4 separate regions of the Homo sapiens genome follow, and all the other regions are linked to region 4. The links are chromatin loops, found by intact Hi-C in ENCODE. Cell type or tissue: heart left ventricle. All regions are shown on one strand. Links, peaks and the distances in the headings refer to the core of each region. The heading gives the core; the rest is flanking DNA.

Evidence for each region. Hi-C counts contacts between places; a loop is a spot of excess contacts. Peaks named below come from ENCODE experiments on the same cell type or tissue, not always from the same donor. Only the 100,000 strongest peaks of a DNase experiment are listed, where the experiment ranks them.
Region 1: a loop joins it to region 4, with 4 times the contacts of the local background. A loop is called at or near these places in 84 of 110 quality-filtered maps.
Region 2: a loop joins it to region 4, with 7 times the contacts of the local background. A loop is called at or near these places in 87 of 110 quality-filtered maps.
Region 3: a loop joins it to region 4, with 15 times the contacts of the local background. A loop is called at or near these places in 100 of 110 quality-filtered maps.

Annotation. Positions count from the first base shown.
Region 1 is chr4:38,050,432-38,058,032 of GRCh38, forward strand. It overlaps TBC1D1 (TBC1 domain family member 1), which reads left to right. Exons shown (of 22, transcript NM_001396959.1): 12 at 1,468-1,629; 13 at 2,675-2,794; 14 at 3,768-3,907. It overlaps LOC124900692, which reads right to left and starts at 5,718. Exons shown (of 2, transcript XM_047416508.1): 1 at 5,349-5,718; 2 at 4,244-4,558. The coding sequence starts at 5,535. The coding sequence ends at 4,320. RefSeq lists enhancers at 47-510, 3,887-5,086, 7,149-7,318. In heart left ventricle, for the core only: a CTCF peak has its summit at 5,309; no DNase peak of the experiment used is centred there; H3K4me3 peaks cover 302 bases; H3K27ac peaks cover 1,604 bases.
Region 2 is chr4:38,058,875-38,066,475 of GRCh38, forward strand. The region is part of intron 14 of TBC1D1 (TBC1 domain family member 1); the gene reads left to right. Among named protein-coding and RNA genes, the nearest start is that of PTTG2, 100 kb to the left of the region's middle. In heart left ventricle, for the core only: CTCF peaks have their summits at 3,323 (motif pointing right) and 3,524; a DNase peak (open chromatin) is centred at 3,337; H3K4me3 peaks cover 835 bases; H3K27ac peaks cover 1,453 bases.
Region 3 is chr4:38,178,799-38,186,399 of GRCh38, forward strand. No RefSeq gene overlaps it. Among named protein-coding and RNA genes, the nearest start is that of LINC02513, 180 kb to the right of the region's middle. RefSeq lists enhancers at 766-935, 1,236-1,295. In heart left ventricle, for the core only: no CTCF peak of the experiment used is centred there; DNase peaks (open chromatin) are centred at 3,824 and 4,090.
Region 4 is chr4:38,727,953-38,735,553 of GRCh38, forward strand. No RefSeq gene overlaps it. Among named protein-coding and RNA genes, the nearest start is that of TLR10, 51 kb to the right of the region's middle. RefSeq lists an enhancer at 2,894-3,263. In heart left ventricle, for the core only: a CTCF peak has its summit at 3,377 (motif pointing left); a DNase peak (open chromatin) is centred at 3,369.

The DNA of each region.
Region 1 (7,601 bases), core at 3,040-7,039, 680 kb before region 4:
GTAAGAATTCTAGATTCTTCTAACAAGATTTATTCATTGTAATAGTTGGGTTCCTGTGACCAGTTAGAATCGTCTGGTTATGGAGAAGAGTAATCAGAAGTTCCCCCCATTCCTTCCAAGTGTCCCTTAGTGATTCATTTAACTCTGTGTGCCAGAGACTATAAATGGACACAGTTATCTTTAAAAACAACTTTAAACAATTTTAAAAATCTCTCACCTAATATGAATCAAGGTCACACCTGTGTACAGTCGCTGCCTTCTTCTGACCAGCAGCCGCAGAAGTCCCAGGACCTATGTGTTCGTGTAGTTCATACACGGATCATTGAGAGTGTGAGTTAGTACAGAAGTGTTTGGAATGTTCTGAGTAAAGAAGTGTGAGCATTAACAGTCCTGGATGATGGAGCAGAGCCTCCCAGCTTTGTTTTCTGTCAGCCATTGGAAAGAGTTCTTGGTTCTTTGGAATTCAGCGGGGTAGTGGTGATCCCAAAAGCAGGGGACATGTCAGAAGGTACTGCTTAATAAATACACGCTTTTAGAGACACACATCGTTGGGTTGTAGCTGTGTAAGTTTCTTGTGTTTAACACCCTGTCTGCACATTACTTCTGTGCTGCCTCACCACTGCCTGCCCACTCCTCTGTTGTTGGCGTTTTCAGTGATCATTGAAACATTCCTGTCTGGAGAGTCCTAGTTCTCTTGTGAAGTCTGCTGTTTCTCAAAAGCCAGAGTTGATAGGACTTAGTATCAGTACTTTTCCTTTCTCCATGAAGAATGTAGCTTTATAATAGATGATGTCACACATCCGTAATGGGAGGGATGAGGAGATGCCTGTCTGTCTGCCTCTCTAGCATGGCCCATTCTGCTTTCTTTCCCCCTTGTGAGCTCTTTTCCGATTTATCTACAGGAAATAAGACATTGAAATTCAGGGCAGGATATTGTTCATTTTAAAGGGAAATGTATTTTTTAAAGTTCAGTTTTTTTTTGCTTTTGTTTATACTTTAATTAAAAATTTTTTTTCCTGCCAGTTCCTGAAAAAGAAAATAGAGAAAGAAATATTATTGTTCCTGGGCGAAGTGGCTCACTCCTGTAATCCCAGAGCTTTGGGAGACTGAGGTGGGAGGTTGCTTGAGGCCAAGAGTTCAAGGTCACAGTCAGCTGTGATCGTGCTACCGCACTCCAGCCTGGGTGATAGAGTGAGACCTATTAAAAAAAAAAAGTATTGTTGGGAGCATAAACACGTGGGAAATGGTCAAGAACGGCCGTCAATATACTCTGTTTTTCACTGAAAACTACCTTTGCCAGAGAGCGAGCAGAGATGAGGAAAAGGAGTGGAAGAAGTCCTCCACTCTGATAGTGTTACTGGAACAACGAGACAAAAGCGGTGTGCTCCTTCCACCTGTTTGCTCCGTGTCCCTGTCGGCGCCCCCTCTCCTGCTAACCCCCCCGTGCTTTCTCTGATTGCTGTTTAGTGTGGATCCTTCACCTGTGGGTGAGTCTAAGCACCGCCCAGGTCAGTCTTCAGCTCCTGCTCCTCCACCTCGTCTTAACCCCTCCGCCTCCTCGCCAAACTTTTTTAAGTACCTAAAACATAATTCCAGTGGAGAACAAAGTGGGAATGCTGTGCCAAAGAGGTGAGCACACTCACGTGGCAAGTTTGGTGTTGTCTGTTTTCCTGGGGAGTTCACACTGATGAGGATGTGCTGAATGGGGGGAATGTCCATGCAGGAAGCAGAGCCACTGTGTGTGTGTGTGTGTGTGTGTGTGTGCGCGCGCGTGTGTGTCTTTGTTTATATTTTGTCTTATTTTCAGCTGTCATTTGAACCAAGTTAATTTTACTATTGATGACTTTTCTTAAGATTATTATGAAAACAGATCTTAATGGCAGATTGGTTTGTGTTTGTGTTTGTTTTTTTTTTTTTTGAGACAGGGTCTCACTCTGTTCCCCAGGCTGGAGTGCAGTGGCGTGATCTCGGCTCACTGCAGCTTCTGCCTTGTGGGTTCAAGCAGTTCTCCTGCCTCAGCCTCCCGAGTAGCTGGGACTACAGGCACACGCCACCATGCCCGGCTAATATTTTTATTTTTTTTTGTAGAGATGGGGTTTCACCATGTTGACCAGGTTGTTCTTGAACTCCTAACCTCAAGTGATCCGCCTGCCTCAGTCTCCCAAAGTGCTGGGATTACAGGTGTGAGCCACTGCACCCTGCTGCAAATTGTTTTTTTATACTTATTTTCACATTTCCTTGCCCTAGTGGACACTTACATGCATGCGTATATACACACACACGCGCGCGCGCGCGCGCACACACACACACACACACACACACACACACACACAGGATAACATCTGTGTTTGATCATGTACACTGCAATTTGTGCCATATCAGAAACTTCCTGATTGATTTAGGGGAATTATTTTTCCCAGTTTGAAAGGAAGAGTTATTTGGAAAATGGATGGATTTTCTTTTTTAAAAAATTATTGATCCCATTCATTTAAAATCAAATTTTATTGGTGAAAATGAAAATTAAATCTCATTCGTGAACTACTTTTAATTTCTTACCTAGTTTTCTTTTCTTAGCATTAGAACAAAAATGTTTCTTTTATTTTGAAGCTTATATTTTATACTTTGTGTTTTTATGTTTCTTTATCCTAAACTCTTTTTTCAACCAAACTCTTAGCATCTCCTACCGTAATGCCCTGCGGAAAAAACTTCATTCTTCTTCCTCTGTGCCAAATTTTCTAAAATTTCTGGCTCCTGTAGATGAAAATAACACCTCTGATTTTATGAACACAAAAAGGTAGGGCTTAATTTAGATATATCAAGCCTGGGTGTTACTAAGTGTTGAATATCATTAGATATACAAGGGTGTTTTAATTACTATTTTGCCATTTAAAAAATCATTTCAGCTAAATCTGTTGTATCTTCTTTCTTATACTTTTTTCTTACTGAATGCCATTTTTAAAAATGTGCAACCAACCTGTTCTCTAGTTTTGACGAGGATTAGTTTAAGTGTTATCTTAAGAAAAGTCTTTGCCAAGTCTCTGAGACCAGTGTTTCTGGTTAGTGAGCATATGTCTGTTTCAAATCAGGATGTCTGATCTGTTCAGGACGTCTAATCTGTAAGTTGAGGGGATTGCTTACTTACAGGTACATAACTTGGGTATAAATTGGAAGGGCCTTCTCAGGTTGTCCTGTGAATAGGAGAAAACATTTATGATTGTGTTTATATATTGATAACTGTATTTTGTAGTTTAAAAAATACACACGTTAAAACAATTATCATCATCAAGTGACTGCATAGTTATTGCCTTGCTGGTTCTGTGTAATTAAATTGCAAGTTTTTTCATTTTTTGTGGGAATCCTTGGAGACATGGGCCTGTGCTGAGCAGATATTCCCATGCACAGAAGAGGGCAGAATGGGGCCCCTTGGCATCACCCCCTTTCCCCCTTTAGGCAGTTTCTCTTTATCAAAGTGGCACCAAGAGAGGCCCAATTGGAACTATGATATGTGGAACATGTTTCTTAATCTCTGTTACAATCGAAATCACTTAAGGGCATGTAATCTTTCTCTTTTCATGAAAAGAATTCTGTAAGAAAGCAGTTCTTTAGGAATGATGACCCACTGTGAGCTTGATATAACTTCTGTGATTGATTATTTGTTTATACAAAGATAGTTGATAATTTAGTGATTTGTTTAAAAAAATGTTAAGCTAACAAAATCCCGTGAATTCCTCCCCACTAGTCATAAATCAATCATCTTATAATTTTAGGGACTTTGAATCCAAAGCAAACCATCTTGGTGATTCTGGTGGGACTCCTGTGAAGACCCGGAGGCATTCCTGGAGGCAGCAGATATTCCTCCGAGTAGCCACCCCGCAGAAGGCGTGCGATTCTTCCAGCAGATATGAAGGTAAGGCCGGTACCTGAAATGAAACCTCAAAGAGAGCACGCTGACAGAGGACCCTGGGAGCCCCATCATATTGGTAAGAAAGCAGAGCGCCGTCCTCTTCAGTATTGGCAGGTCTGAGGCAATCACAAAGGTAACTAGGGAGGGAATTTAGAGGTTACCCTCCATTTCTTAGGGAAGGAATTTAAAGCTAATTTAGGGTAACCTCTCCATAAACAGGAGCAGAGCTCTGATGTTTAGAGTGGTCACAGTGTTAACCAGCGGTGAATCCAGACAGGTCTGCGGCAACCTCACTTCTTGCCTCCTAGGACATAAGGCAAAAGGAGAGACTGAGGCAAGTTTTAGAGCAGCAGTGAAAGTTTATTAAAAACTTCAGAGCAGGAATGAAAGGACGTCAAGTACACTTTGAAGGTGGTTAGGCGGGCAACTTGAGAGATGAAGTGTGAGATTTGGCCTTTTGACCTGGGGTTTTATATGCTGCCATACTTCCGGGGTCTTGCGTTCCTTCTTCTCTGATTCTTCCCTTGGGGTGGGCTGTCCGCATGTGCATTGGCGTGCTAGCACACGGGGGTTGTGGGGGAGCGTGCGCAGGGTGTTTACTGGAGTTGTAGGCGTGCTCACTTGAGGCGTTCTTCCCTGTCCAGTCTAGCATTCCTAGAGGAACGTCATGCACCAGGTAAATTCCGCCATGTTGCCTCTTAATGCGCATGCTTGAGCCCACTCGCCCAGCTCCCGAGATCTTATTGGGAAGCTGCAGCTCCCCAGTTTTAGGTGTTTTCTATCTACTGGGAGCCCGCCCTTCCTTGGTGCCCGCTGTGACCAACGATCACTTTAGAGAAACAGTTGACAACTGCCTGACCAACACCTGATGGTCGCCTGACATTGCTGGTGCATATCTGGAAAGGGCCCTCTCCTGCCGTCCTCATGTCTGACGAGCTACCCGCTGTAACCAAAGCGTGGGCTTCGGAGTCTGCTTTCAAATCCCAGCTTTTCCCCTTAGGAGCTGTGAACTAGAATAAACTGTCTAAAGTTACCACCTATAACCTGGGATTAATTATGCCTGTTGCCACACTGATAGAGACAAGGCAGCATGATATCATTACTGATACATTTTTTTTAAAGCATTCAAAATTCATAGTACTGGAAAGAAAATCAGTGATGCGAATGTTTCCAGGGTAATGTCACCTCCCATGCTGTGGAAGTCCTTCGGGTGAGCCTGGCCCCTTGCTTCTTTTGCCCCAGCCTTTCTATGTGGGGGCACCATGGAGCTGCCACTCACCAGCACCTTTTTTCCCTCAAGTAGTTTGTACCTATAAAGTATTCCTGCCGTGGGTGGCCCCTCGGTGGAGCTGCTGAGCCTAGCCAGGGTTTGATTTCTCTTCCTGCCAGTGTGAGCCAGATGGCCACATCTCTCTTCCCCTGCCCCGTGGAGAGGTCTGCTTACCGCAAAGAAGGGCTCTTCCTCCCAGGTCCTGTAGCACCCTGTTAGAGGGTGTGGAGTGGAGCAGTGGGAACCAGAGCCACCAGAGGGAGGCCCTGGAGGAGGAACGAAGCTGATTCATGTCTGAAAGGGGTGCCAGAACCCAAGTTTCGGTGTTTAATAAAGAGTGCCTCGGTGTTGCGGTGGCCATACCTCACAGGGCATGGTCGCTTGGAAATTTCTGCTCGGAAATGCTTTGTGCAGTGGCCAGGATGCGTTAGGGGCCACAGATGACTGCTTGCTCCATCATAGAACAGTTCCAAGTTTTCAAACGAGCATTCACAGACTGAGCCGCATCCTGCCTCCCTGTCCTCTGATTCCTGGCTTCTTCTCTGGTCTCTGAAGCCACACGGAAATGTGTTTGCATCTGTTTCCTGCCCTTCAGATGACAGAGGACCATGGAAGCTGCTGCCTCCTTTAGCTCTCTTCTCCAGGGGAATTGCCCTCGTCACTGTTTGGGAACCCCTGGTCCGAGTCCTGTCCTCCGAAGAGCCTCTGCCCCTCCTGGAGTCCTGAGTTGAACTTGGTGTTCACTTGGCCTCTGGCTCTGGCAGTGTGTTGCTCCTTCCGTTGACCTGCCACTGCTCTGTTAATGCAGATTGATCTTCATAATCTGTTTCTGCTTTAAGTGATTAACTCAAACATTCTTGGCTCTTATTCTATCTTGTCCTTTGGGATATGAACCATTATTTAAATTTGGACTGGTTTCCTGGCTTGGCACAGTTGACCATGCCTGTAAGCTCAGTGCTTTGGGAGGCCAAGGCAGGAGGATCCCTGGAGGCCAGGAGTTCGAGGCCACCCTTGGCAACATAGTGAGACCCTGTCTCTACAAAAAAATAAAAATTAGCTGAGCGTGGTGTTGTGAAGCTGTAGTCCTAGCTACTTGGGAGACTGAGGCAGGAGGATTACTTGAGCCCAGGAGTTTGAGTTTACAGTGAGCTGTGATCACACCCCTGCACTCCAGCCTGGGCAACAGAGTGAGACCTTGTCTCGCGGGGTGGGGGAGTCATGTCTATACTTGAGAAGTTTTTTTCCCTCGCATAGTTTGTACCTATAAAGTATTCATCAGTTTTGAGCAGTCCTTTTGCGATTGTTTTGAGTCTTGAGTCTGGTGACCAGTAAGTTGTATATATTTGCCTGTCAAGTGGACAAACATGGCCTTTGTGCCTTTAAGTAATGGCTAAAAGTACCAAACAGAACAGGGCCTGGCATAGATGCTGCTCCTCCTGTTCCTAGGCCGTAATCACCCCTGATTCATCAGACCCCAAACAAGTCAGCTCCTCTCCCTCCTGTGCCCCACCACCCAATCTCCTGCAGGAAGATGTCTAGAGACCCCTGTCAGCGCTAGGCAGAGATCACCATCCATGTCCACCTTTCCTCTGATGCAGGTTCCCACTAGCCCCTCTGGCTTGTGCCATGCCAGCCATGAACTCACCCTCATGCCCCACCCGAGCCCTGGCACAGGCTATTCCCTCTGCCTGGAATGCTCTTCGTCAGTATCCCCATGGCTCCCTCCCTCCCCTTCCCTTGTATCCTGACTCTCCCATAGCAGCTCTCTCCCTGTAACACATGTTCACAGGTTCATCTTTGTCACCCATCTCCGGCAGCTCCTGCAGGCTTGATGGCTGCTAAAGGCAGGCAAGTCAGTGGCTCAGATTCTTGCAAACTTAGTGATTAGTGATTTCTCAACTCCCTCCTCATGCCTCCTCTGTCTCTATAGGCACATATTATTTCTTATCTCTTCTCAGAACCAAGCCGCCTGAATTTCTGAATAACATTGTTTAAGTGTTCTGTGTATGCAAAAGAAAAACGAGAATAAAAGGATTATTAAGGAAGAATTAATATAATAATAGCCACATATTATGCTCTTTTTATACTCTGCTAAGTGCTTTACATGAATTATTTCCTTTAATTAGACAATCTTAAGAACATCGACATTTTTATGAAGCCCATTTTACAGGTGGGTGAGTGGAGGCTGGGAGTGGCTTAAATCACTTTCCCCAAACCAGGGAGTTAGTGGGAGCCAGAGGCAGGACCTGAGCTCGCGGGTCTGAGCTCCAAAGCTCATTCTCTGAACTGTGCACAGCACTGGGCTGCAGCCAGAGATGCAGGACGCTGCGGGACCCTCTGGAGGTGGTCCTGCCTGTGCTTCCCTCTTCCCACAGGAAGCTCCCTATAGGCATCTGTGTTGGGCGTGGACTCTCAGTGTACCTGCAT
Region 2 (7,601 bases), core at 894-4,893, 670 kb before region 4:
GGGTGTTAAGTGAGTAAGGAGTGTGTCTCTAACTAAATATAGTGTAAAAAGAGAAGAAAATACAAAGTCAGGCACAGTGGATAGAGGTGGATAGTCTAATCTCTAATAGTATAATGGGCAAAATTGTCTCAAACAAAATTAGTCTGCCTCTTGTTTACTCAGGGATGTGTGACTGTTTTCTATGCACAAAATCCCCATGAAATAATTAAGTTGCAAGAATCTGAACTTTATATTTTGGAAACCTATCTGAGGTAGGTAGGAAGTTAATTTATATTTAGAAATTTGCTTGCATATGTCTAGTAGCTCCAGGACAAATATTCCCAAATCCCAGACTATTTTTTTTTCTTTTTAAATTCAACAGTGACCAGTTGGTCTCTTGTAAGAATTACAGCCTTAAGTTAGCAAAGTCTAAGAGGGCTGGTTTTAATCCTGAACCTCAGAGGGTCCCTGCTTCTCAAATACTAAGTAGGTCACGTGCACAGCAGGTACTACATTGAAGGGAAATTGTATGATAAATAGGAAATCAGCGATTTTTACTTGGAGACTTGGCAAGGCAAATGTTTTTGTAATAAAAATAGATCGTGAAATAGAATCCTGAAAGCTGCCTGTTTAAATGTAAAGCAAATGGCTTTAGTGATGCTTTAAGTGTGGCAGTCACTTCTGGCTGCCGCAGAAACTATAGAAAGTGCATTCTCTCTTGGTGCTGTGGGTTCTTAGGGTGAATGCCTTGTGTGACGCTGAGTATGTGGAAGGACCATTCATTCTTGGTAACTATACACTAGGCAGAGGGTGGCGTTAGCGAAGCTACTGCAGGTTGGGTGTGTTTAAGATTTGGATTTATTTTTCTTTTAATTTTTATTTTTAGTTCCAGGGTACATGTGCAGGATGTGCAGGTTTGTTACATGGTTAAACGTGTGCCATGGTGGTTTGCTGTACCTATCAACCCATCACCTAGGTATTAAGTCCAGCATGTGGTTATTTTTCGTAATGCTCTCCCTGCTCCCTGCCGCCCCCCAACAGGCTCCAGTGTTTGTTGTTCCCTTTCCTATGTCCATGTGTTCTCATGATTCAGCTCCCATCTATGAGCAAAAACATGTGGTGTTTGGTTTTCTGTTCCTGCGTTAGTTTGCTGAGGATAATGGCTTTCAGCTTCATCCATGTCCCTGCAAAGGACATGGTCTCATTCATTTTTATGGCTGCATAGTAGTCCATGGTGTATATGTACCACATTTTCTTTATCTAGTCTATCATTGATGGGCATTTGGGTTGATTCCATGTCTTTGCTATTGTGAATAGTGCTGCAGTGAACATATGCATGCATGTATCTTTGTAACAGAGTGGTTTATATTCCTTTGGTTATGTACCCAGGAATGGGATTGCTGGGTCAAATGGTATTTCTAGTTCTAGATCTTTGAGGAATTGCCACACCATCTTCTACAATGTTTGAACTAATTTACATTCTCACCAACAGTGTAAAAGCATTCTTACTTCTCCGCAACCTCACCAGCATCTGTTGTTTCTTGACTTTTTAATAATCACCGTTCTGACTGGTGTGAGACAGTATCTCCTTGTGGTTTTGATTTGCATTTCTCTAATGATCAGTGATGTTGAGCTTTTTTTCATGTTTGTTGGCTGTATGAATATCTTCTTTTGAGAAGTGTCTGTTCATGAGAGAGACATATTTGCTCCTCTGAGTAAAGGGTAAGGATGCTTACGTCTGTGTGACAGCCTTCTCTCTTTTTCAGAACCTCACTGTGGATCGCCATCGTTGGCCTGTACTGAAGGTAAAGCAGATAGAGGCAGTCTCATCTGTCAGATGAAGACCTCATACACCTGTTGATTAAGAGGCTTTCTTCAGATCATGGTTTAGAGCGGTGTTTTACAAACTTGATGTGCTTGGAGTCTTCTGGAAATCTTGTTAAAAGGCAGACTCTGTTGCAGTAGGTCCGGGTGGGTTCTGAAGTTCTAACAAGCTCCCCAGTGAGGCTGATGTTTCAGGTCCACTGTGAGGAGGCAGGGCTTAGAATAAACAACCGTGGGAAATCCAGTCCAGATCTTTGATGCATCCTAGGTTAGGCCTGTCTGTCAGGCTGCCCTGGGTCTCTAGTGATGGACTCCAGGAGTCTCTCAAGTCTCAAATAAGTCTGAGTCATCAGGGATATTTTTTGAGAAGAGTTGTGCTGTCTGAAGAAGCAAAGAGTGAGTGTGATGGGGAAAATGCAGTGATTAAAAACATGGTAAGGTTTAAAGAAAGATTTGACCATATGCCAGGTGAACCCAAATGTATGGTGCTTTGCGTCTTTCCTGCCCTTTGGTTTTCCAGGGAGGCAAGGCCTTATCTCTTATGGAGCACAGGAGACACAGTGTGGGCGTTTGTTTTCTCAGCCGTGGGCTCTAACCTAATTGTCAAGCCTACAAAAAAAAAATGCTGAAAATCAACTTCTGACTAGATATCTGGTAGTACATAATCTCCATAATTTTCTCTCTGGGTGTATTATGCAAAAGATAATCCTTTGTTATTAAGAAACAATTTTTAAGGCAACTCCCAACTTTGAAACGGGGAAAAATCATTTTATTTACCTCTATGTGCTAGGGAACAATATTAAATTTAGTTTTATACTTTTCCTTTAAGCATTTCAGATTATATTGTGCATTTCACCAACAATAGAAGCTTTCAGACTTTATATGTCTTGTAAAAAAAAGCCTAATATAGATAAGAATAATTTATTGATTTGAAACCCATTGTATAAGAAATAGTCCAGTGAAACTTAAGTTCAAAGTTTTTTTTGTCTTGTGGATGTAGCTATGTCAATATGCCTAGTTTATAGTAACATTAAGTCTAGTGGATTAGATATTAGATATCAATTGAGATGTAAGCAGTAATAAACAGTAATGCCTAAACTGAAGTATATAATCTGAATCTTTATGATGACCAATTTATATTATTGTGAAAAACTTAGGAACTGATTTGAAACATGATTTACATGTTTTACATGAAACATGATTTACATGTGTCATATATAGTTTTCAATAATTTACGTACCAGCAGGAAATTTTAGTGGATAAGTGGAATAAACTGCAGGTGAAACTTTGCTGGAAAATACAAGCATAGTGACATCTGTGCACCAAAAGCACCTGGGGAGATTTTTTAAAACATGGGCCAGACATGCCTTCCTGGCTGTCTCCCTCACTGTCAGTGAGTGTGGGGATGGGGTCTGGGCCTGAATTCTTTCTTTTTAGACTCCTCAGGATTCTGATTGCTGCCACGTTGAGAGGGTTGACCTCAATTCGGACCTCAGAGGGTGACTTGAGAAACTGTCACCACTTGGTGGCAGTGTTGCTCCCCGCATCTTGATTGCCCTTGTTTCTTTCCAATCCCGGAAAAGTGTGCTTGTTTTTTTTTTTTTCCCTGCGTGTTTTTGTTTTTGATCTTGCTATAATATTTATATTCCTTGCTCATTTGCAACTTATTTGAATGGAGAGCTACTTTCTGAAATCTAGATGTTTTTCTTTTTCTACAGGGTTTTAGGGCATGGGCAAAACACGGAAGAAAAAAGTTGTCTTCAGTTGGCAGAGACGTGGATTTTTAAGATTGTTCTTAATTTACTTTCTGTATAACTTTGCTTTTCTGTGGTGAACAAAGACCAGGTTCAAGATAAAATATTGCAAGCCAAGAATCTGATTGTTCATGGATTTCTATGGTTAAAGATACTTGATCACCTCCCCATCCGCCCCCTACCCCACCCACCCTGCGCCGCCCCCACACCCCATTGTGCTTCTTGGCTTGTCATTTCAAAAGTCAAGGAAGTCACAGTGAATGGCAAGATTTTACCTCGACTTGCTATTTTTGTGCCTGTTAACAATTGTGAGTTAACACTGACTGAGCTTTTCCTAGTGAACCTCCGGCGTTTAAACAGCCAGTCCATAACACTGTGTGAGGGCTGGAGCTAAGGTTATTGGTGACACAAGATAGCACCTGAGCCAGTGCTGCTTGGTAGGAGGGCTGAGGGGAAGAGGGCTGAGGGCTTGGATGCTGAGATGCTAGAGTCACATCGCCTGGATTTGAATCCCTGCCCTCCTGTTCTGATACCAGCTGACCCATGACGATGCTACAGCACCTGACAGCAGATTCCTCCTTAGGGCTGGTCTAACTCTAGAGTGTGTGCCTGTGTGCCTGCAGGAGAATGTCCAAAGTGAGTGATCTTGATCTGTTAACCTTTGAATTTTAACCTATACCAGGGAGCCATTGAAGAGTTTAAAGCAAGTGAATGACGAGTAGTTTGAAAATATTTCCAGGTGGATAGAATTTGTGGACATACATGAACATGAGCAGCCTCAAAATCAGGGCTGGGACTAGAGTGAGGCCAGCACGTGTCCAGGGTGCAAAATGTAAGGAGGCATTCACTTTCAGGGCCTGGCAGGTGTGGACCCTGAACTTCCAGGACCTTGAGAGTGAGTGTCTCCTAAGGATTACACCCTGGGGGCCTATTTGCCTCATCCTGGTCCCTGGTCCTCTGTGTACCCTATTGCCTGCTTCAGTAAACAGGCAGCCCTGCAAGGGAAGGAAGGGTTGGATCAGCTCTGAGGAGGGAGTTTTTTTAGAAGGATAGATTTGTTTTGTTTAAAAAACAGCTTTATTGAGATATAATTCACATCCTATACAGTTTGTTCATTTAAAATGTACAATTCAATGTTGTGAGGTTATTTTTTGGTATATCCACAGAGTTGTGTGACCATGACCACAGTCTAATTTTTTTTATTTTTTATTTTTTGAGACGGAGTATTGCTCTGTCGCCCAGGCTGGAGTGCAGTGGTGCGATCTCGGCTCATTGCAACCTCTGCCTCCTGGGTTCAAGTGATTCTCATGCCTCAGCGACCTGAGTAGCTGGGATTACAGGCATGCCCCACCAAGCCTGGCTAATTTTTATATGTTTACTAGAGACGGGGTTTCACCATGTTGGCCAGACTGGTCTACAACTCATGGCCTCAAGTGATCCTTCTGCCTCAGCCTCCCAAAGTGTTGGGATTACAGGCGTGAGCCCGACCCACCGCAGTCTAATTTTGAAACATTTTTTGTCCCCCTAGAAAAAAACCTGTAGTTGTCACTTGCCAATCTACTGCCGTCCACCTCTAACCATAGACAGCCCCTAATCTACTTTCTGTCTCTATAGATTTGCCTATTCTGAACACTTCATCTAAGTGCAATCATATAATATGTGGTCTTTTGTGTCTGGCTTCTTTGATTTAACATGTTTTCAAAATTCATTATGTCATAATACATACCAGTAATCCATTCTTTTTTAATGACTTATTAATATTCCGTTGTATAGAGACATCACATATGGTTTATCCTTTACCAGTCGAGAGGCATTTGGATTGTTTGCACTTTTGGCTGTTACGGATAATACCGCTGTGAACATTGATGTATGTGTTTTTGTGTGTTGAATGTGAGCTGGTGTGGAAACTCCTCCTCCAGGGGGGCCTTACCTGTGATTCTACCCACGGGGATGGTTAAGCCAGCAGGGATGGGAAGGGTTTGGTCCTGCTGGCCCTAGGCTTTCCTGCAGGCTGCCATGTGCCTTTCTTCTGCCTAGGCTGAAACGGAGGCTGCCCTGGTTTCTGGCACTGCCCTCATGAGTGTGTGGGAAGGCTGGGGGAAGCCAAGTCTCCATGGTGCCTCCATCAGGGACCCTGCAGCTGGGAGGCAGCCAGAGGGCCACAGGTTGGTAGCATTCACACAGAGCTACATTTCTTTTTTTTTTTTTTTTTGAGACAATCTTGCTCTGTCGCCCAGGCTGGAGTGCAGTGGTGCGATCTCCGCTCACTGCCACCTCCACCTCCCAGGTTCAAGGAATTCTCCTGCCTCAGCCTCCCAAGTAGCTGGGACTACAGGCGTGCGCTGCCATGCCCGGCTAATTTTTTGTGTTTTTAGTAGAGACGGGGTTTCACCACGTTGACCAGGATGGTCTTCATCTCCCGACCTCGCGATTCACCTGCCTCGGCCTCCCAAAAAGTGCTGGGATTACAGGCGTGAGCCACCATGCCCAGCCTACATTTCTTTTTTTTTTTTCTTTGAGATGGAGTCTTGCTCTGTCACCCAGGCTGGAGTGCAGGGGCACCATCTCTGCTCACTGCAACCTCCGCCTCCTGAGTTCAAGTGATTCTCCTGCCTCAGCCTCCGGAGTAGCTGGGATTACAGGCAACTGCCACCACACCTGGCTAATTTTTTTATTTTTATTTTTTAATAGAGACGGAGTTTTTCCATGTTGACCAGGCTGGTCTCGAACTCCTGACCTCAAGTGGCCTCAAGAGGCCAATCCGCCTTGGCCTCCCCAAGTGCTGGGATTATAGGTGTGAGCCACTGCACCCACCCAGCCCGTAGCTACATTTCTGTCAGCTGTTTGCAAACTGTGCCCCAGAATCCCCTGGAGGACTTGTAGAACCACCAGTTACTGGGTTACGCCCCCAAATGTCTGATGCTGGAGATGAATTATCTTGGGTGGAGCCCTCAAGCCGCAGCAGCTGATAAGCATGGGGACCTCCTATTCTGATAAAAATTCCAAAAAAGTCCTGAGTGATTAATAAACAGCACATTGAAAATTAGAAATGAGTTCTATGGCAGGGGATGAAACAGGCAACAAAGCCTATTTTCTTTGCAATGAAGCGCATCAGATATTAATAATAGCCATTGTAATTATCTTTATCATGTATTAAGCATTTTGTGTTTTTCACTTTTACACAATTAGATGATCCCCATAGGTATTACCGCCTTTTTTTTTTTTTTTTTTTGAGACAGAGTCTTGCTCTATCCCCCAGGCTGGAGTGCAGTGGCACGATCTTGGCTCACTGCAACCTCTACCTCCCAGGTTCAAGCTATTCTCATGCTTCACCCTCCTTAGTAGCTGGGATTACAGGCGCCTGCCACCAGACCCAGCTAATTTTTTGTATCTTTTTTAGTAGAGACAGGGTTTCGCCATGTTGGGCAGGCTGGTCTCGAACTCCTGACCTCAGGTGATCCGCCCACCTCGGCCTCCCAAAGTGCTGGGATTATAGGCGTGGGTCACCACAACTGGACTTACTGCCCATCTTTTAAGAGATGAGGACAGAAAGATTGAGTGACACAGTTATGTCTCCTGCAGCTCTTGGTTCACATAGCCAGGATTCGTATCAATCTATTTAGCTCTAAATCTAGTCTCTTAATCACAGTAATGAACCGTTGACAGTTTTACGAGTAAATTATCAAGAGTTTTGATAGGTTTGCTCACTTAAATTAGTGCTTGTACAGTAATGGGCTGTGTTAGTGTGAAGGAATGTATCTTATGTTGGAAGTACTCTAGAATTAAATGTTAACTCTTGCTAATAAAGCATACATTTGGGGCATTATTAGCAACTTTTTTTTTTTTTTTTTAGCAAAATTAGAGGCTTCCTAGTTGAGTGGTTTATGTTATTTATATTTATTTATTTGTTTGTTTGTGACAGGGTCTTGCTCTGTCACCCAGGCTGGAGTACAGTAAGTAGCACAATCATAGCTCACTGCAGCCTCGACCTCTTGGGCTCAAGCAGTCCCCTGCCTCAGCCTCCTAAGTGCCTGGGACCACAGG
Region 3 (7,601 bases), core at 1,616-5,615, 550 kb before region 4:
CCCCCAATGCCCACTCATGCATTACAGGTAAAGACCTTCCACCAGGCTTAGGCTGTGAACCAGGGGACTGGAATAACCCAGCCCAGATATAGAGCTTTATGGCGACCTGGCCTGATGTTGGCATTAAGTTTGGACATTGTTGAGGAAGAAATGTTACTAGGCTGACCTTTCGTGGGCTATGGCCAAGTTTGGGTGAGGGCAGAGTGTTGACAAGTGCCCTTTGCCCTGATTTCCTGTGGCTTGGTGGTCCTGGATCTGGGAAAAGCAGAAGCAGCTTTATAGCTTGGTTTGTTAGTTGCCTGCCAAAGGAGCAGTAACCTGCGATGAGGTTTGTTTGGCACATTTTTTTTTTTTTTTTTGCCATTTATTCACTTGTTATACTCGAGTGTATATGCTGGTTTGTGTACTTTCTTTCGACTGGGGTTGGTGTATCAACTAGAGCAGGAAGGGGTGCGGTGATGACAGAAGTGGACCAAGACCATTCTCAGATGGGGAAGAGTGGAGACAGATGTGTGGGAAATTGACAGGAGCCAGGGGTCAATTTCTTATTGCCAGAGCTTTGAAAGGAAGCGAAATCCTTTTTCAGAGGGCTTTGGCAGGGCTAGTACTAGGGGGAGGCAAGTGAGACCTTTGTCGTGGGTACGAAATGCGAGCGGGTACCCAAAACTCAGTAATCAAGAAAAATAATATTTTAATGCAGTTAAAAAAAATCAAAATGCAAAAAAAAATCATAATAAATAAAGCATTAAAATTTTAAGTAAAGACAGGATGCACTCCTGTACTTGCGAGACTCTGCCTCACTTAATCCTAATCCCCATTCTGGGCTTTCTTTGGAGCCAAGAAATGCATCCCCTCAAAGTCCCAAACTTGTATTTGAACAACACTTGTGAATTGCAGTAAAACTGGTACCTGGGCATTGCTGAGTTAGTTCTTGTAGCTCTCCAGGAAATTTTCCAGGCAGTGGGAGCCCTGCTCAGGTCCAGCCTAACCACCTTTGCCCAAGAAATGTGTGTTGGCAGTGACCCAAATTTTCCACCAGGTGGCACTCTTGCTCCAACCACGTGCCCCTGAAAAGAGGATTCTTAGCTAAGAGTGATTTAAACTAATTGTTAAATTGTGCTTCTTTTTGGAAAGGCTGAAAAAAATCCTGAGCAGGAATTGGGGTAAACAATGATGGGATATAAAGAGTATTTGAGGAGTGTTCTGGAAAACTTGGAGCAAGGTAGGGCCTGATTAGTGGCCGGCCACAGGCTGTGCTGCTCTTCAGCAGGTGAGAAAAGGGAGAATTTTAAACCGCCTTTTGTTCTCAGATGCAATATAAACACATGTGACATGGGAGAGAAATGTGGGATTAATGATTTTCTGTGAAGTATATCCTGGTAACAGCTCAGGCACTTGAGTCAGAAAGACCTGGAATGTTGGTTCCACCACTTCCTAGCTGTGATCTTGGATGAATGACTGGGCTTTGACAAGCCTGAGATTCTGCATCTTTAAATGGGGATGATTGTAGCTGCTCCTCCAGACGGCCATTAGAGGATTAAATAAACGAATGCACATAAGGCTGTTTGCACGGTGCCTGGCACATAGTAAGTGTTCAACAAAGATGAGGTGTTATTATGGACTTTTAGGCAAAGCCTGTCCAGCTAAATTCCTGGGCCTGGCCTCCCTTGGCTGTTGCATTAATTAAGGAGATGACCTCAGGGTGACCCAGAGAAATAACTTGATAATGAACCATGGCTCGAGGAGACTGGACCAGAAGAGTTTCCCACCTGGATAGAGTTTCACAGGTGTGATTTTTGAAACAGGAAATCAGGCTGGGTTCCCGGGCTCCTGAGCAGAACTGTCTCACCCTCTGTGACTTGTACACATCTGACCACCAGGTGACTGATCCCACTTAAACTATGCATTGTTGTGGAAAGTATCAATTTACAAGGATGTGTATTGGAACCTTTCCATGAGTCCAGTCTGTCTCCTTACTGTTCTGAACTCCTGAACTCACAAAGATGCCCCAAATTAACTATCCTTCAATAACAATGAGTTGATAATAGTTCCTGTTTGTTGAGGCTTACTTTATGTCAGTCACTTTAATAAGCACTTTACAGACACAGGTTCCTTCATGTCTCAAAACCACCTGGAGAAGTAAGCAAACCCATTTTACAGACAAACTAAGATTTAAGGAAACTTAGTACCTTAGCAGCTCTCCTTCAGCCAGGAATTGGTATAAACTTAGATCTGTCTGACTTCTAAATCAATCAATCAATTTATCATTGGCCTATCATCTATCCATTTGACAGCTTAAGTACAAACCATTCCAATCTAATTAAAGCAATGTTCCATAGAGACCTCTAGGGTCTAAGAAAATCTTTTTTGGCCTCAATTGAGGCTTCTTTCTTGAAAATATAGGGAGATATTCATGGCTGCACCTTTGCAGATCCATACACACATAGCTCATATATGTGACTCTCTAAGTAGCATGTTCTTACTTGTGGGCACTAGGACCAAGATTATGGTCCATTCTTGTGTCCACTGCACTTCCGGGATTCCCCAGGGAGAGCTCATTTGGGAGGATGGTCTGACAGTGTCATTCTCTGTTCTGCACTGAGCTCCCTTTGCTGGCCTAGGAAAAGCTAGCTGGCCAAAATGGTCTCAGTTTTCAATGGGATGCAGTTGGACAAGAGAGGATGCATCAGACAAGATCAGTTTGACCTTGGCTGCAAGAAGGAGCAGAAGGCAAATGCTATCTTCCCCAGTGAAAAACATCACTAGCCATCCAGGGAGGAAATCTGGTTTTCTCAACTGGAGAAGATAGCTACAGTTCAAAAGTTTAGAGTCTTCTTCGTGAATACAGTTCCTGGCATCAGTTGAGGGATCAGCGTAGATAAGTGGAAGTTCCCACTTATAGCATGTTTGATTTCTTTCCCCCAATGCAGTTTATTACCTCTAAGTTTATCCTGTAGCTCAACTCGGACTAATAAAGTTTTCTCTAGTACAGAAGGTCCATAGAGGATCTACTTTATTAGTTTAAGTGGGTTTTAATTAGTCAATTAGAGAACAGTTTCTTCTCCAGGACTTAAAAACGATTTTGTCAAATTATTTCAATGAAAATATAGTTGGCTTTATTTAGTAACTAAAAAAAGTCACTTCTAGTTTATATTGTTACAAATTAAGGTCAATGAAGTTTATGGATTAAGAGGCAAGAAACAGGCCGGGTGCAGTCGCTCACGCCTGTAATCCCCGCACTTTGGGAGGCCGAGGTGGGCGGATCATCAAGTCAGGAATTCAAAACCAGCCTGACCAACATGGTGAAACTCCGTCTCTACTAAAATGCAAAAAAATTAGCCAGGCATGGTGGCACACGCTTGTAATCCCAGCTACTCAGGAGGCTGAGGCAGGAGAATGGCTTGAACCCAGGAGACGGAGCTTACAGTGAGCTGAGATTGCGCCACTGTATTCCAGCCTGGGTGACAGAGCAAGACTCTGTCTCAAAAAAAAAAAAAAAAAAAGAAAAAGAAAAAAGAAAAGTCAAGAAACAATAATGTGTTTTTCCTTCATACGTAAATATTTTTATTAAAATTAAAATGACCCAAAATAATATAATAACATATAGAATTGAGAGGTGACAACATGCTGGCAGCCCTTGCTCGCTCTAAGCACCTCCTCGGCCTTGGTGCCCACTCTGGCCGCCGTTGAGCCCTTCAGCCCGCTGCTACACTGTGGGAGCCCCTCTCTGGGCCGGCACAGGCCAGAGCCGGCTCCCTCTGCTTGTGGGGAGGTGTGGAGGGAGAGGCGCGGGCGGGAACCAGGGCTGCACGCCGTGTTCACGGGCCAGCATGAGTTCCCGGTGGGCATGGGCTCGGAGGGCCCCGCACTCAGCAGCCCGTCCCGGGCAGTGAGGGGCTTAGCACCAGGGCCAGCAGCTGTGGAGGGTGCGCCGGGTCCCCCAGCAGTGCAGACCAGCCCGTGCTGGTGCTCGAATTCTCGCTGGGCCTCAGCTGCCTTTCCGTGGGGCAGGGCTCGGGGACCTGCAGCCCGCCATGCCTGAGCCTCCCCCCATCCCCCGCCGTGGGGTCCTGCGCGGCCTGAGCCTCCCCAATGAGCTCCGCCCCCTGCTCTGCGGCGCTCGATCCCATCGACCTCCCAAGGGCTGAGGAGTGCAGGCTGGCGCTGCGGGACTGGCGGGCAGCTCCACCTGCCGCCTGGTTCGGGATGCACTAGGTGAAGCCAGCTGGGCTCCTGAGTATAGTGGGGACTTGGAGGACCTTTATGTCTAGCTAAAGGATTGTAAATACACCAGTCAGCACTCTGTGTCTAGCTCAAGGTTTGTAAATGCACCAGTCAGTGCTCTGTGTCTAGCTAATCTAGTGGGGACTTGGAGAACTTTTGTGTCTAGCTCAGGGATTGTAAACGCACCCAGCAGCACCCTGTCAAAACGGACCAGTCAGCTCTCTGTAAAACAGACCAATCGGCTCTCTGTAAAATGGACCAATCAGCAGGATGTGGGTGGGGCCAGATAAGGGAATAAAAGCAGGCGCCCTGGGCGCAGCAGCAACGCGTTGGGGTCCACTTCAGCAGTGTGGGAGGTTTGTTTTTTCAGTCTTTTCATAAATCTTGCTGCTGCTCACTCTTGGGTCTCCACTGCTTTTATGAGATGTAGCACTCACTGCGAAAGTTGGCAGCTTCACTCCTGAGGCCTGTGAAACCACGAACCCACCAGGAGGAACGAACAACTCCAGGCCGCCTTAAGAGCTGTAACACTCACGGGGAAGGTCTGCAGCTTCACTCCTGAAGCCAGCGAGACCATGAATCCACCAGAAGGAAGAAACTCTGAACACGTTCGAACATCAGAAGGAACAAACTCCAGACGCACCACCTTTAAGAACTGTTAACACTCACCGCGAGGGTCCACGGCTTCATTCTTGAAGTTAGTGAGACCAAGAACCCACCAATTCCGGACACAGAATCATTATGATTTCCTTGGAAAATGGATGTGTGGAAAGATATTTACCATGGGCTTTCTTTGGAGCCAATAAATACATCCCCTCAAAGTCCCAAACTTGTATTTGAACAACACTTGTGAATTTCAGTTAAATTAGTACCGGGAAATTGCTGAGTTAGTTCTTGTATCTAGAACTATCTTCAGTAGAATGACTGCACATCCAGATGTAGACAGGCTGGGAGGAAGGGGCCAAATCTTACTCATTTCATTATTCTCGGTCTCCAGCATAGGACTGACATGGGTCTTTGATCAACAGATGTTTACTGGTTAGAATTAAAATCCAGCATGCGGATTCTCATTTATTTGATTCCTTGAGATGAAAAGGGCCAGTCTTCTGACCTTTTAATCCACTGTCAGCACTGGCGCCCCGATCAGAAATTATAGCACAGGAGCCTAAGCTCAGAGCGACTACAAAGGGGTCAGGGCAGAGGGAATTGAAGACACAGATTCTATCCCCGTCTGGACTTTTCATATGGACGAGGGAAGAGGTTCATAGCCTCAGCTGAGCTGCAGGTCAGACAATTGGGGTGGATGCTCTTTTATTGAGCACCTGCTATATAGATCAGGATATTTGCATTCACTCTCCCATTTAATCCTCGCAAGAGGTTGTGAAAACACCGACATCGCTTCTATTATCCCCATTTAGAGATGAGGAAACCAAGTCTTAGCCAAATAACCTGCATAACGGAAGAAGCTGGGATTCAAATCCGGGACTTCAGAATGGAAGAATGATGTCAAATTTCCTCTCAACAGCAGAGATTCATGCAGCCAGTAGGGGAGCTAGGGCTCACCTTAAAATGGCACTAGGTGTTTGCAACTTTTTGAACAAAGGCATTTTTAGGGAACTAGTGGACAAGCGGTTGATTTGGCAGGAAGCCCGCCAGACAGCTAGAAAATGCAACTGGCCTGGGACCGATCAATCAATTTCAGGTTGCAGTATGTTTTTTCCCCTCCAAATCCATCCACTGAAAAGTCCTTGGAGTAGGAGCGGACTTGAAAAGAACTGCCAGGATGGAAAATACTAATTTTTTTTTTTTGGCATTTATTTTAAAAGGGACTTACCTAAAGCTCTCTAGATCCACTAAAGTATTACACAAGAAGATGGGTGAGTCTCAGGCTCTTCAATCAGAAAATTATTTCCATAGGTCAAAAGAGCCAAAGAATTTCTCAACTCTATTTACATTCTCAAAAAGAAAAATTTAGTCTGAGCATGGTGGCTCATGTTTGTAATCTCAGCAGTTTGGGAGGCCGAGGTGGGAGTGTCACTTGAGGCCAGGAATTCAAGACCTGCCTGGACAACATAGTGAGACCTGTCTCCACAAAAAATAAAAATAAAAAAATTAGGCAGTTTTGGTGGTGTGTCCTGTGGTCCCAGCTATTTGGGAGGCTGAGGCAGGAGGAACACTTGAGCCCGAGTGGTCAAAGTTACAGTGAGCTATGATCACACTACTGCACTCCAGCCTCGGCGACAGCAATACCCCATCTCAAAAATATAAAAATGAAAATAAAAGAGAAAGAAAGAAAAAAGAAAAATTTATTTCTAGGTTCAAACCCCATTTCCTTTTACCGACCTTAACTAAATTTCTATTTGTCATCTTTTTAACTGGTTTGTGTGACCCTTTTTAACTGGCTTGTGTGCCATGAATGTCTGATTAAGATGTTTGTTTCCGCCTCTTATACAGTAATCAGGCAAGGAAGCACAATCTCTGGGTCCAAGAGGGGGTTAGGGAGGAGGATTCAGTTAAACAATCATGAAAACAGGGCCCTGTGGTAAGATGGGAGGGGCAGAGTCCTCCCCCTCAAGGGACTTAGTGTCCAGTGGGAGACACACAGGCCACTGTTGTCCGGTACCCATGGGGCATCTCTGGGTTCCTCCAGCAGGGAGCCTGATTAGGATCCATGAGAAGCTTCTCTTTGCACCCAGAATCTCTCCTGTTCAATCCAGCTCCCTGTGGGCTCTTAATTGTAAGGCTTTACTATTCGCCAGGGAGACCTCAGGTTTTTCATTGATTAAAGAGAAAGACTCCTTTGACACTACAAAGAGGAACATTTAAATTGCCAGGTGATTTAATGCAATTATCTCTCCTTGGCCTGACAGGTTGAAATGAGCAAAGGAGTGAAAGGATTCAAGGAACTTAACATAAATCGAACCAGTTATTTTCTCACTAGCAATCAGCAGATTGAGGATGTTCACTGGGGAGACGGATGATGCTTCCTGCAGCAGTGTTAAGTGCATTAAAAAAGAGCAACTCAAGAAAATAATTTCCAATGCTTTCCAATTCTTTTGCCACCTGGAAACTTTCTGTTCATTTATTTTTAAAACTCATTTTTAATCTTTGTGTATTGAACTTCCATTGGGCGCCTTTGAGGGGCCTCACTGCATTAGTTTGCTAGCGCTGATGAAACGAAGTACAGCAAACTGGGTGACTTAACAACAGAAATGTACTGTCTCCATTCTGGAGGCCAGGAGGTCAGAGACCAAGGTAGCAGAGGGGTTGGTTCCTTCTGAGAGTGGTGAAGGAAGGACCTGTTCGGGGCCTTTTTCCTAGCTTCCGATGATTTGCTGCCATCTTTGGCAGTCCTTGGCTTGTAGACACATCACCCT
Region 4 (7,601 bases), core at 1,204-5,203:
CAATTGGAACTTTCAACCAATTCAATATGGTCACAACGGGTTGGCTCCTAGTAAGCTGCTCAGTAAGTGTTTCTTCAGGTGACGTTGGCAAATGAAAGGCAGTAAGGCCCAGTGATTTCAGATCCAGACTGTGGTACTCAGAACCATATAATCCTGGGGTCAAATCTCAGCCTTGCTTGCTTCTTTCTGCGTGCCCTGAGCCTCTCCCCTGTAGAGAACCTATTTCACATTGTTGCTATGAAAATGACATGAGATCATGAATGTGAAATTTATCATAGTATTGCTCATACTACTACCTTGGGCTGGGAACTATTCCTGGGCTTTCTCATTTAATCCTCTTGCAATTCAAAGAGGAAGGCGCTCTTAACTGCCCCACTTCTTACAGATTAAGAAGTTGAGGAACAAGGGCTGGAGCGGTGTCTCCAAGGTCACGAAGCTAGTAAGAGTGGGTATAGATCGCAGATGCAGTGGCTGGTCTTAACCGTTAAGGGAGAGCTACGAAGTCCCACGTGTGGACAGTAAGTACTCAGTAAAAGTACACTGTTACTGTTACTGCTGCTGCCATTGTGCTGGACAGCCGGGGAAAGTGAGGGGCAGAGAACTTGAGTCCCCATAGCTACTCCATAACAGAGCCAGAACCACGGGTGGCTCCAACATTCAGATCTGGGGTACCAAGCCTTGTTGCTTGTTTCTTAACTGCTTTCTCCAAGGCCTGCCCTGGGCAGCCACACCCAGAGTTCTCACGACACCCTGGAGCTCTTGCCACCCAGAAGTTCTTGCCACACCCTGCCTGCTCCCGGAAGGTAACAGGGCCACTGAAGAAGGGCTGCATTGTTGTGGCCTTAGCCTTGGCCCTGAAGGCCAGGAGGACAAACACTTTGGCTTGTAAGTACTGCAAATCAATAAACAGTAAAACTCAGAATAAATGCCCTCTTGAACTTCAACTGACCTCAACTCCAAGCTGGCTGGTCCTGAGGACAAATACCCAGGAACGTGATTCCAGGAGAGAATACTTCTGCATGGCATCCAGTTGCTACCTGGCAGGAGGGTGTTTGCCTTTGAGAGAGGTGGGGGCAGGGGTATCAAATTCTCCTGGGGAAGACAGGAAGTTTGCCAGCGCCACCCAGAGCAGAAAAAAAGTGTGGCAGTATCAATAAAGATGACAATAGCAAGAGATCTCCTTTTTTCCTCAGAGTCCTGGCCTGCATGAATAGGTGAAATCACAACAGCTAAGATTCAGTGAGTGCTTCCTGTGTAGGCCACGTGCTGCACTTAGGACCACACGCATGGGTTCGTTGAATGCACTCAACAACCCTATGGCATGGATTTTATTATTTTCATTTTTCAGGTGAGAAAACCATGGTACAGAGAAAAGTAAATCGCTTCCCCAGGGGCTGCTCGGCCCCCAGGAGGCAGAACCAGAGTCTGAACCCAAGCGATCTTTTACGGCCCTCCCCTGCAAGCTGGCAACGGAGTATTTCCCTTTATGGTCCCTCTCATTTAATTTTGAATCAGATGTCTTATGCCAAAGTATATACAGAAAGGACACCACTTTGGAAGGTATCTTTGTCCATTCTGGCTACTATAACAAAATACCATAAACTGGGTGTCTTTTTTTTTTTTTTTTTTTTTTTTTTTTGACGGAGTCTCGCTCTGTCGCCCAGGCTGGAGTGCAGTGGTGCGATCTCGGGCTCACTGCAAGCTCCGCCTCCTGGGTTCACACCATTCTCCTGCCTCAGCCTCCTGAGTAGCTGGGAATACAGGTGCCCGCCACCACGCCCGGCTAATTTTTTGTATTTTTTTTTTTAGTAGAGATGGAGTTTCACAGTGTTAGCCAGGATGGTCTCGATCTCCTGACCTCGTGATCCTCCCACCTCAGCCTCCCAAAGTGCTGGGATTACAGGCGTGAGCCACCAGGCCCGGCCAACTGGATGTCTTATAAACAACAGAAATTCATTTCTGACAGTTCCAGAGGCTGGAACTCCAAAATCAAGGCACAGGCAGAGCTGGCATCTGGCGAGGTTCTGCCCTCTAGTTCATAGATGGTGCCTTCTCACCATGTCCTCCCAAGGTGGAAGGGGTGGGAGGTCTCTCTTGGGCATCTTTGATGAGGGCACTCTTCCCATTCAGGAGGCCTCTGCCTTCATGACCTAATCACCTCCCAAAGACCCAGCTCCCAGTACCATCACCTTAGGGGGTAGGATTTCAACATATGGATTTTAGGGAAACACAAACATTCAGACCATAGCAGAGGGGATGAGAGACCCCTGAAGCCTGCTAAGGCTCCTGAGAGCAGCTGACAAATGTATAGGATTTTGAAGAAACTTTTAAAGTCCCAGGGCAATCAACTTTGTTCCTGCTCTGAGTCTGAGAGGTCCCCATTCAAAGTTAGCCCCCTCATTCAGTCTTTTTTTTTTTTTTCTTAAATTTTGAGACAGGATCTTACCCAGGCTAGAGTGCAGTGGCACAATCACGGCTCACGGCAGCCTCCACCTCCCAGACTCAAGGGATCCTCCCACCTCAGCCTCCTGAGTAGCTGAGACTACAGGTACACGCCACCGTGCTTGGCTAATTTTTGTATTTTTTGTAGTGACAGGGTTTTGCCATGTAGCCCAGGCTGGTGTGGAACTCCTGGGCTCAAGCAGTCCACCCACTTTGACTTCCCAAAATGCTGGGATTACAGGCCTGAGCCCCTAACTCAGTCTTTATTGCACAGCATTAAAAGGGTGGAAGGAGCGCTTCACAGAGCCATTCTCCTCCTCCCACCACCATGAGAGGTACAAATTCTACCAAACCTCGTCTCCTGTCTGCCTCTGGTGCAGGTTGAGGTTTGGCCTTCAGGGATTGCTCCTCTGAGCTAATTTCTTGCAAAGGATGTGACAAAGGTCACTAGAGAGAAAACACCTCAGCACGTGTTCCATAGGCCAATGCGGTGAGTTCAGCACAGCCCCATCAGCACGCAGACCATGTGAGAGGACTCATGCATGGGAGGCCACCCACGAACAGGGCTATTTTAATAGAATGTCTTCGGGTGTGGTGAGAAAAACCCCGGCTTGGAGTGTTTGTGGTTCATCTGGAATCAGGCAGCGCTGTTATAAGCTTGGGGCCTATACAGGCTTCCTGGGTTTCTGCTTATTGATACACATTGTAGGTCCTCCAAGAACGGTCCTGAATCATTCCCTTGGTTATGTCCATGTACCGGATCATTCCTTTGATTAGTACACTGTAAATACTTCAAGAATGCTAGAGAAAGTTTTGAGATCAGAGCCTTTCCCACAAAAGGTCAGGAGTTCCAGTTCTCAATAAGCCGAGGTATCTGTGGTTAGAGGAGTCCAGAAAATGCGGGCTGTGTGCGCCCCCTGCTGGAGAGGGAGGCCCAGGCACGCGGAGCTTCTAGTTCAGGGCCGGGGTCCTCTTGAGGGTTCTCGGAGCACCTTCTCGCGGCTCAGAGGGTTCTTCTTCCTGTCCTTCCAGGGCGGCCTTGCGTGAGAGCAGGACTGCTAAGGGTAATGTGGCAATCTAGAGCCAGATTGCCGGGGTTCGAATCCTGCTTCTGCAACTGCTCTGTAACTTTTGGCAGGTCATTAAACCTCTCTGTGCCTCACCTTCCTCATCTGTAAAGTTGGGATGATCATATTAGAGCCTACCTCAGAGAGTACTTATGAGACATAAACGAGATAACATCTCAAACACTGAGGCACAAACAAAGCAAATGTCAAAACACTTAGAATGGTGCCTGGCACATAGGGAGTGTTATGTGTTAATTATATATTAATTATTGCTATTATTAATATCATCATCATAATTCTCTTGGTTATTAATAAAATCTAAGAGAAAGCTTTTCTCCTCTCTCTCAACCCTAAGGGTCACTTTCACGGGCATCAGAAATTCTAACAATCCCAGAGCCAGGATTACAGGCATGAGCCACCGCACTAGGCTCATTATTCTAGATACTAAGAGGAGGGAAGAAACTGCTAACTCTATTCCAATAAAAACATCTTCTTCAAAGAAAAAAGGTAAGCCAAGCACAGTGGCCATGCCCGTAATCCTGGCACTTTGGGAAGCTAAGGTGGGAGATCACTTGAGGCCAGAAGTTTGAGACCAGCCTAGGCAACCTAGCAAGACTCCCCCTCTACAAAAAAATTTAAAAATTGACACATGCCTGTGGTCCCCGCTACTTGAGAGGCTGAGGTATGAAGATCATTTGAACCCATGAGTTTGCAGCTACAGTGAGCTGTGATTGCACCACTGCACTGCAGCTTGGGCAACAGAGTGAAACACTGTCTCTAATTAATTAATTAATTAATTAATTAATTAATTTTTAATTAAAAAGAAAAAGAAAAAAGAATAACTTTCATATCAGCCAGGCACTTCCAAAGTTGTTGGGCTTGTTGGTTGTCTCTGATAGCAAAATAATCTATAGACTGCCTTTTATTTCTGCTTTTGGGAAAATTTAATAAAGTTTGGTTTCTGAGGTAGTACCCTCAATTTAACAATTTGTTTTCTTGAAAATTTGAAGATTATATATATGTCTCTTCACGTGTATGCATATGCCTTATGTATATACACACATATGTGTATTTGTGCAAACATGTATACATCCATATTCCATTTTAGGCATTAGGCATATGCTTACAAAGATACATAAACATATATATTGTGAGCATGTTTAAGACTATATAGGCCAGATTGGTGGCTCACATCTGTAATCTCAGCACTTTGGGAGGCTGACGCAGGCGGATCACTTGAGATCAGGAGCTTGAGACCAGCCTGGCCAACATGGGGAAACCCCATCTCTACTAAAAACACAAAAAAATTAGCCGTATATGGTGGCGGGCACTTGGAGTCTCAGCTATTTGGGAGGCTGAGGCACAAGAATTGCTTGAACCTGGGAAGCAGAGGTTGCAGTGAGCCAAGATTGCACCACTGCACTCCAGACTGAATGACAGAACAAGACTCTGTCAAAAAAAAAAAAAGACTATATAAACACATACATACAGAATGCCTTATAGATGTTTATGCCCCTTTGAGTGGAACACTGGTGGTTGTGGGGAGGAAGGCACACATGGAAGAAGTAAAAATAGCCATAGGGTTCCCCAGGGGACGATATTCTCAAGAAATTTGGAAGTTCAGCAGGGCACAGCTCAGAAAGGGAGGTGATGGTGGTGGTGGTGGTAGTGGTGTTGATGATGGTGATGGTGGTGGTGATGGTGATGGTGGTGGTGATGATGGTGGTGGTAATGGTGGGATGGTGGTGTTGGTGGTGATGGTGGTGGAGGCTGTGGTGTTAGTGGTGATGGTGGTGGTACTGGTGGTAGTGGTGATGGTGGTGGAGGCAGTGGTGGCGGTGGTGGTGATGGTGGTGGTGGTGATGATCATGGTTGTTGGGGTGGTAGTGGAGGTGGTGATGGTGGTAGTGTTGGTGGTGGTAGTGTTGGTGGTGGTGGTGTTAGTGGTAGTGATGGTGTTGGTGGTGATGGCGATGATGGTGGTGGAGGTGGCGATCATTGTGGTTGTGTTGGTAGCAGAGGTGGTGATGGTGGTGGTGGTGATGGTGGTGGTGGTGGTGTTGGTGTTGGTGTTGGTGTTGGTGATGGTGATGGTGATGGTGTTGGTGGTGATGGTGATGATGGTGGTGGTGGTCATCGTGGTGGTTTTGGTGGTAGTGGAGGTGGTGATGGTGGCAGTGGTGGTGATAGTGATGGTGCTGGTCGTGGTGGTGATGGTGTTGATGGTGGTGGTGGTGATGGTGTTGATGGTGGTAGTGGTGATGGTCCTGGTGGTGATGGTGATGATGGTGGTGGTGGTAGTGGTGATCCTGGTGGTTGTGGTGGTAGCGGTGATGGTGTTGGTGGTGTTGGTGGTGTTGATGATGTTGTTGTTGGTGGCAATGGTGGTGGTAGTGGTGTTGGTGGTGGTGATGGTGTTGGTGGTGATGGTGATAATGATGGTGGTGGTGGTGACCATGGTGGTTGTGGTGGTAATGGAGGTGGTGATGGTGGTAGTGGTGGTGATAGTGATGGTGCTGGTGGTGTTGTTGGTAGTGGTGATGGTATTGGTGGTGGCAGTGGTGATGGTCCTGGTGGTAATGGTGATGATGGTGGTGGTGGTAGTGGTGATCATGGTAGTTGTGGTGGTAGTGGTGATGGTAGTGGTGATGGTGGTGGTGGCAGTGGTAGTGATGGTGATGATGGTAGTGCTGGTGGTGGTGGTGATGGTGGCCTGGTGGTGGTGGTGGAGCTGGTGGTGATGGTGGTGGTGGCAGTGGTGATGGTGGTGGTAGAGGTGGTGGTGATGGTGGTGGAGGTGGTGGTGCTGGTAATCGTGGTGGTGGTGGCGGTGATGGCAGTGGTGGCGGTGGTAGTAGAGGTGGTGGTGGTGGTAGAGGTAGTGGTGATGGTGATGGTGGTAGATGTGGTGGTGGTGGTGGTATATCTACATGATGCAGCAGGCTAGTAGAAGATCCCAAAAAGTTGATTTCAAGAGTAGCTGGTGGTTGTGGTAGAACCAGCTTTGCCATTCTTTTGCCAGGAAAAACTTGTGCTTGGCATCACTACTTGTGGCACGCCTCTTCCGAGCCCTAGACTAAGTGCCCTCTCTGAGCCTCCATAGCACCCTGTAGCACTCACTCCTACCATAGTGTCTGTCGCTCTCTTGTCTGACCTCTCAGTATAAAGGAAGCTCGATGAGAGTGAGTAAAGCTTTTCCTTTTCACTTCTGCATCTCTAGTTCTCAATACATTGCCTGGCACGAAGTTGGCACACTGTAAATACTTGTTGCATGGATGAATGGATAAGCAGACAGGTGGACACATGCATGAATGAATGAAAAAATGAATAAGTGAGTAAATAAATAAAAAAGAGTCAGAGGTCTGCAAGCCTGGAACTGGGAATTATTCCTACCTGAGGAGCTCCAGAGAGCAAGAGCAAGAACTGGGGATTTACCATCTGCTGGGGTTTGCCTCCTGGTAGAATGATGGATCAGCAGCAATGGCACTTTATCATAGCCCAAGGACATAAAGCATTCTGATTCAGGAAGCCTCTTGAGACTGAAGAACCTCCTAGCTGAGAAGATATTTCTCCAAGGCAGCCCTAGCCAGATGGGAAGTTATTTTGGATGAAGTCACCCTGTGGTAGTTGAAAAACACAATACGGTCAACACCTACTCTGTGATGACAGCATGCATCTTCCCTCTAGTGTTCAAAGCTTACTTTGGCCTTATGAAGTAGGCATGATTATTCTATAAAGAAGAAGGCTGCACCCAAAGATGCGGAGTGGCTGGCTAGTAAGTACAGAGTCAGGATTCAAACCAGCTCTGTTGGCTCCAGTATCCCCTGTGGCTACTTGGGAAAGCAGGATTGATGAAAAAGGGAAGAAATTCTGTTGGTTAGAGAAACACTCACTGCTGTAGCAAACTCTGAAATTTGTAATTGCTCCAATAATAGACGTGTATTTCTCATGTAGAGTCTCAAATGGGATTCCTGGTGAGCAGATGGGCCTTCTCCAAGAAGAGATTCAGGAACCTGTGCTCCCTCCATCCTGTGGTACCATCAACTTCACATGTGACTTCAAGCTGCCACACCCATCTGCTTCGAACTGGCA